Linked DNA regions of Mus musculus: region 2 is linked to region 1. The links are chromatin loops, found by intact Hi-C in ENCODE. Cell type or tissue: left cerebral cortex. All regions are shown on one strand.

Region 1 (2,500 bases):
TTTCTATCTTCTGTGTTGGTTTCTCTTAGAACTACATCTGGGAACTGACTGGCTGGGCTGCAAAGTGTTGTCCCCCACACCCAAGAAACCATAAGCTTTACCCAAAGGTCCAGCAAAATAAGTTAGCAAAGCAGCCCTCCTCTCCCAACTCTGCAAACTGTCCCTTGCTACATACAAATTCCTGGTTCTCGTAACTATGGAAAATGTTTATACTGAGGCAGCCGTTACCATGCTCCCCAGGCTGGTCTTCAGGCTCAAGCAGTTTCCTTTTCTTTTTCTTTTTAAATTAATTTATTCTCTCATACATCCCAATCAAAGTTGCCCCTCCCTCCCTCTGCCCCAATCTCCTCCATCCCCATCCCCACCCCCACCCCCCATCCTCTTCTGTTTCCCTTCAGAAAATGTCAGCTTCCCAAGGTTTGATATCAACCAAACAAGGCATACCAAGTTGTGTAGGACACCACAAGAAAACCCACAGAATCAACAAAACTGGACTCATGGGGGTTCATTGAGACTGAACCAACAATCAGGGAGCCTGCATAGGTCTAATCTAGGCCTTCTGCATGTATGTTATATTTGTGTAGCTTGGTGGTTTTGTGGGACTCCTTATAGAAGGACCAAGGGCTGTTTCTGATGCTTTTGCCTGCCTTGGGGACCCTTTCCCTCCTACTGGGTTGCCTCATCCTGCCTTAATATGAGTGAAGGTGCCTAGCCGTATTGCAATTTCCTTTCTGAACCTCTTATATAGCTTGAAAGAAAGTGCAAATCACTGTGCCTCTTTTTTGCACCTCTGACAGATACCTGCCCTTAAAGCAAATAACCAATAACAGAATCTGTGTGACTTATAAATAAATGCATTTTCAAGTACAAATTGACAACTGAATCTTAAAATATAAGCAATATAGACTTCATATACATATATATGCATATATATGTATAATTCAAGTCATGATTTGTGACTGAAGCTCGCCCTCTGCTGGGAAGACCCAGCTTTGCACACTGCTATCATTTTCCTAGACATTAAACTGAAATCAACCTCACAGTTGGAAGTGTAGTTTCTTACTGATACAATTGCTAGGTTTCTTTGTTTAACAATTTTGTGGTCACTGAATCCATGAATACATAGCTCATCTTTGATCTCTCTGGAGCAGGCATGTGTGTTAGTAGGTAATGTACCCAGTTCTACCAAGTAGAAAGCTAGAGAAATACATATACACATCTATTTTTTTGATGTCCCCAAATCCTACCAACTGAGCATCATTGCATGGGCTCCTACTTTAATAATTTGTTTAAAAATATAAGTGCCTTTCAGAAATACCTCCAAAGGACAGAGAGTGAGATATTCACACAGGATGCACAGTGCCTGCATTCTGAGAGATGACTATACTGAATCAGAAGTAAGCATCAGTACTTATGTTTCCCATAATTCCTTGTGGGTACAGCCTTTTGGTGTTGCCATTACATATTTCTTTAGTCTGGAGTTTCTAAAACACATAGTTCTTGAACCATAAAATGATTTACATAGAGTAAACATTTCTTGCCCAGTTTTCTAAGTATCCAACCATTTACTTCATATATTTAAAATATAAAACAAACATGTAAAAATATCTAACTCTGAATTGAGGAGATAGCTCACTGGGTAAAGCACTTACCTCACAAACTTGAAGACCTGAGTTTGAATCCCCAGGACCCACATAATGCCAGGTTCAAGAGCACACACCTATAATCCCAGCAGCCCTGGGTTGGGGGATTAGAGACAGGAGGCTCCCTGAAACTCAAGGACTAACCAGTCTGGCATCAAAGAACAAAGAGACCCTCATACACATGAAACACATACCTCCAAAAATATTTTAAAATACTTAGTTCCAAGATCTTTTGAAAAGATGCTACAACTTTTTATGTTCATATCTTTTATGTAGGCAATATTCTTAGACGGCAAGAACATCTTATTAGATTCTAGTGATGGGGAAGGCTAGCTCGATGTAAGTGCAATCACATGATCTGAGAAAGAGACAGAGAAAGAGTATTTCCTGACAGAATAATATTACTTTTTTATTTTTATGCTTTTAACATTTATTTATTTGTAGATTGACAAACTCATTTATTTACTGTGTGTGCATGTGTGGAAGTCAGAGAACAACTTTCAGGAGAGTGACTTACTAAGGAGCCAGTCTTGATCACCGGCCTCTACGTGGGTGGACGCATCCTACATAGAGTAAGACACTGGAGAGTGGTCAAAATTCCATGGGAGGAAGACTCTTCCTCAGCGAACTGACAAAGCTCAGCTCTCATTCCCAGCTCTGGGTCTAAAATGAAGACTGGGTCCAGGCAGAGGATAGTCTGCCACTAGTAGAAAGAAAACCAGCCAGCTTTTGTGATCACTTGCTCAGTAACAAATATGTTTGGGTCTAGGGTGTTCATGAAGGAAGCTGGGAGCCAGCTGGCACAACTCTAAGAGAGATTCACAGGAAAAGGGGAGGACTCCTGCAGCACAGCAGAG
Region 2 (2,500 bases), 580 kb before region 1:
CACCCTCGCTCTCCGGCAGCCTCGAGCCGCTCCGCTGGCCGCAGCCAGACAGCTCGCCTCGACCCTCCCCGGAGGGGCAGGCGGGGAAGGCAGGCGTGGGAAGGCGAGCCCGCACTCCAGCCGCCGCCGCCCGGCCGGGGAGACAATAGGTAGTCGCGGGCGGCGGGGCCGGAGCGGGCTGGGCCGGGGAGCGCAGGTAGCGGCCGCGGAAAAGAGAGGCTGAGGGGCGGGGGTGACCTCGCCTCCCGCAAGCTCGCCGACGGCGCTCGCGGCTGGGCGCGCGCCCCGCGCCTGTCCTCGCACCGCACACAAAGCGCTGGCAGCCCCGACCGACCGGGAGAGGCGAGGGGAGCTCGGCGGCTGGCGACACGAGGCGCCGGCGAGAACGGACACTCACCATGAAGTCCCGGGCGAAGTTGTCCTCCCCATTGTGATCCGGACTCTTCATGGCCTGGACCCTCTGGATGAACCTCCTCAGGATCTCCACTTGCTCCATCCTCCCGCGTCCCCCCCGCCGCCCGCCCGCGCGCCGCAGCGCCCGCTCCGTCTTCCCCAGCTCGCTCCGGCCCGCCCTCCCTCCCCGCCGCGCCAGGCGGCTGCGGCTGCGGCGGCACCGGCCGGGCTCCCCGCGCAACTTAAAGAGCAGCGTCGCTTTCCCCTACTACGAGGCGAGCCGCGGGCTAGCGCCGGCCCCAACCCCCAGCCTGCCCCATCCTCCTTCCCCGCCCTCCTCAGTCCGAGACGCCGCCGCCTCAGGAACACGGCTCTCAGTTCGCCCTGCCCCCTTCCCGGTTCTGCCTCCCCCCCCACCCCCCACCAGCAGCCGCAGCCGCCTCTCCCCACGGGCGCGCCCCCGCCGCCACCCAGACGCGCGGGCTCGTACGGCGGCCCCGCCCCAGAGCGAAGACCCAGCCGCCCCCGCACGCCCGCCCGGGCCCGCCCCCGCCCGCTCTGAGTGGCTGGAAGCCGCTTCCGGGGCGTGGCCCTCTCCTAGGGCGCTCGCCGCTCGCTGCGGTGAGGCTGGCTTCTGGTGGACGTCCTACGTCTGGAAGCCCGGCCAAGCCCAGTGGGTCAGACAGTAAACTTCAGATGGGGCTTGCGGCCTCCGGGTTTGGCGGGGAGGGAAAGCTGATTCCAAAAGTGCTTCAGCGCTACTGCCGGCCGCGGGCTGGGACTACAAGACCCGCCTGCAGGAGTGCCCGGAGCAGGGTGGGACAGAGGTATGCTGGGAACTGTAGTAGAGCCTTCACCTTCGCTTTACGAATGCCTTGGTGAGGGTCTCCCAAGGCTTTGGCACTTTGGCTAGGAGAAGCCAATAGTTTCCAGAGTGAAAGGGTTTACTCTTCGCAATCTTTCTAATCCCAGTGAGGGAAAGCTCTTAATTCGTAATGCATCTTTCTCATTGCACCTTTTTTTGCCAAGAGGAAGACAATATTGCTTCCTATCTTTAAATTCTCACGGTTTCAGAGTTGAATGGGTGACATTCTTTCGTAGAATAGAATTTGTGACTCTTAGCAGACAGAGAGCGTGCTGATGCAATCTGTCCTTTCATAAATAGAAATGATTTGTCCAAAGTTCACCCCCCCAACATGTTCATGTGGAGTCAGAACTAAAACGCAGGTTCTTTTACTTTGACTCTAACTTTTACTTTTTCTCGAAAGGACGAGAGTTTGTAGTAGTACACAGTTGCACAACTGAGGGATTTGATCCATGGACTGACTTTGGTCACCTACACCCACAAACAAAAAACATGTTTTCACAGAACAGGCTGCCAGGAAATATGCTTAAGATAGGAAATATCAATGCAGGAAACATTTCCTAAACCGATATTTGGCCGCACTGTGAAATTTAATTAAAAAGAAAATCGAAGACAACACATGTGAGTAGCAATATACAGTTACACTTTAAAATAAAATACAGGAAATAATGCATCTGATATGTACCAACTCACTTCTCTCAAAGCATTTCAAGAGATGCTTTCCATACTAAAATAAACTTTTGAAAGGAGTGTCTGTAGTAATTTAACCCACTACACAGGCTAAATTTCACTGAATGTAAGCAAAAGATTCAGGCTCGATGGGGACAAATAGGTAAATGGCAGAAATGCTTTAACTTTTATTTATGTCTCTATATTTTGGGTTCTCTCAGCCAGGGTCTCACTCAGTAACCCAGGCTGGCATGGCTGTCTTCCTGCCTCAGCCTCACAAGTGCTGGGAGCATAGACATGGGCCACAGTGATCACCTACACTTTTGATATAGCCAAGAATGTAAAAACCAGTTAGTGATTAGCAAACAGTATACGTGTGTGCTTTATACCAACTATTGGCAGTCTCATGGGTAACAGGCTGGGTCTCATTTGCCCTAGTGTTTTGTAGGGCATATTTTTTCCATATGATCTATTTTATGTATATGAGTACATAAAATAAATATTTTAAAAAAGATTTATGTATATGAGTACATAAAATAAATACATATATTTAAAAAAAAGATTTTATATATA

The links. Peaks named below come from ENCODE experiments on the same cell type or tissue, not always from the same donor. Only the 100,000 strongest peaks of a DNase experiment are listed, where the experiment ranks them.
Region 2: it touches region 1 in a loop (2.8-fold over the local background); 4 of 42 quality-filtered maps call a loop at or near these places.

What each region holds. Positions count from the first base shown.
Region 1 is chr5:21,640,171-21,642,670 of GRCm38, forward strand. The region is part of intron 1 of Fbxl13 (F-box and leucine-rich repeat protein 13); the gene reads right to left. Among named protein-coding and RNA genes, the nearest start is that of Fbxl13, 4.2 kb to the right of the region's middle. In left cerebral cortex, a CTCF peak has its summit at 976 (motif pointing left); a DNase peak (open chromatin) is centred at 977.
Region 2 is chr5:21,055,252-21,057,751 of GRCm38, forward strand. It overlaps Ptpn12 (protein tyrosine phosphatase, non-receptor type 12), which reads right to left and starts at 660. Exons shown (of 18, transcript NM_011203.3): 1 at 398-660. The coding sequence starts at 496. Gm42221 (a long non-coding RNA gene) reads left to right here and starts at 816. Exons shown (of 4, transcript XR_880864.3): 1 at 816-1,220. In left cerebral cortex, a CTCF peak has its summit at 1,163; DNase peaks (open chromatin) are centred at 38, 520 and 1,015; H3K4me3 peaks cover 1,866 bases; H3K27ac peaks cover 1,509 bases.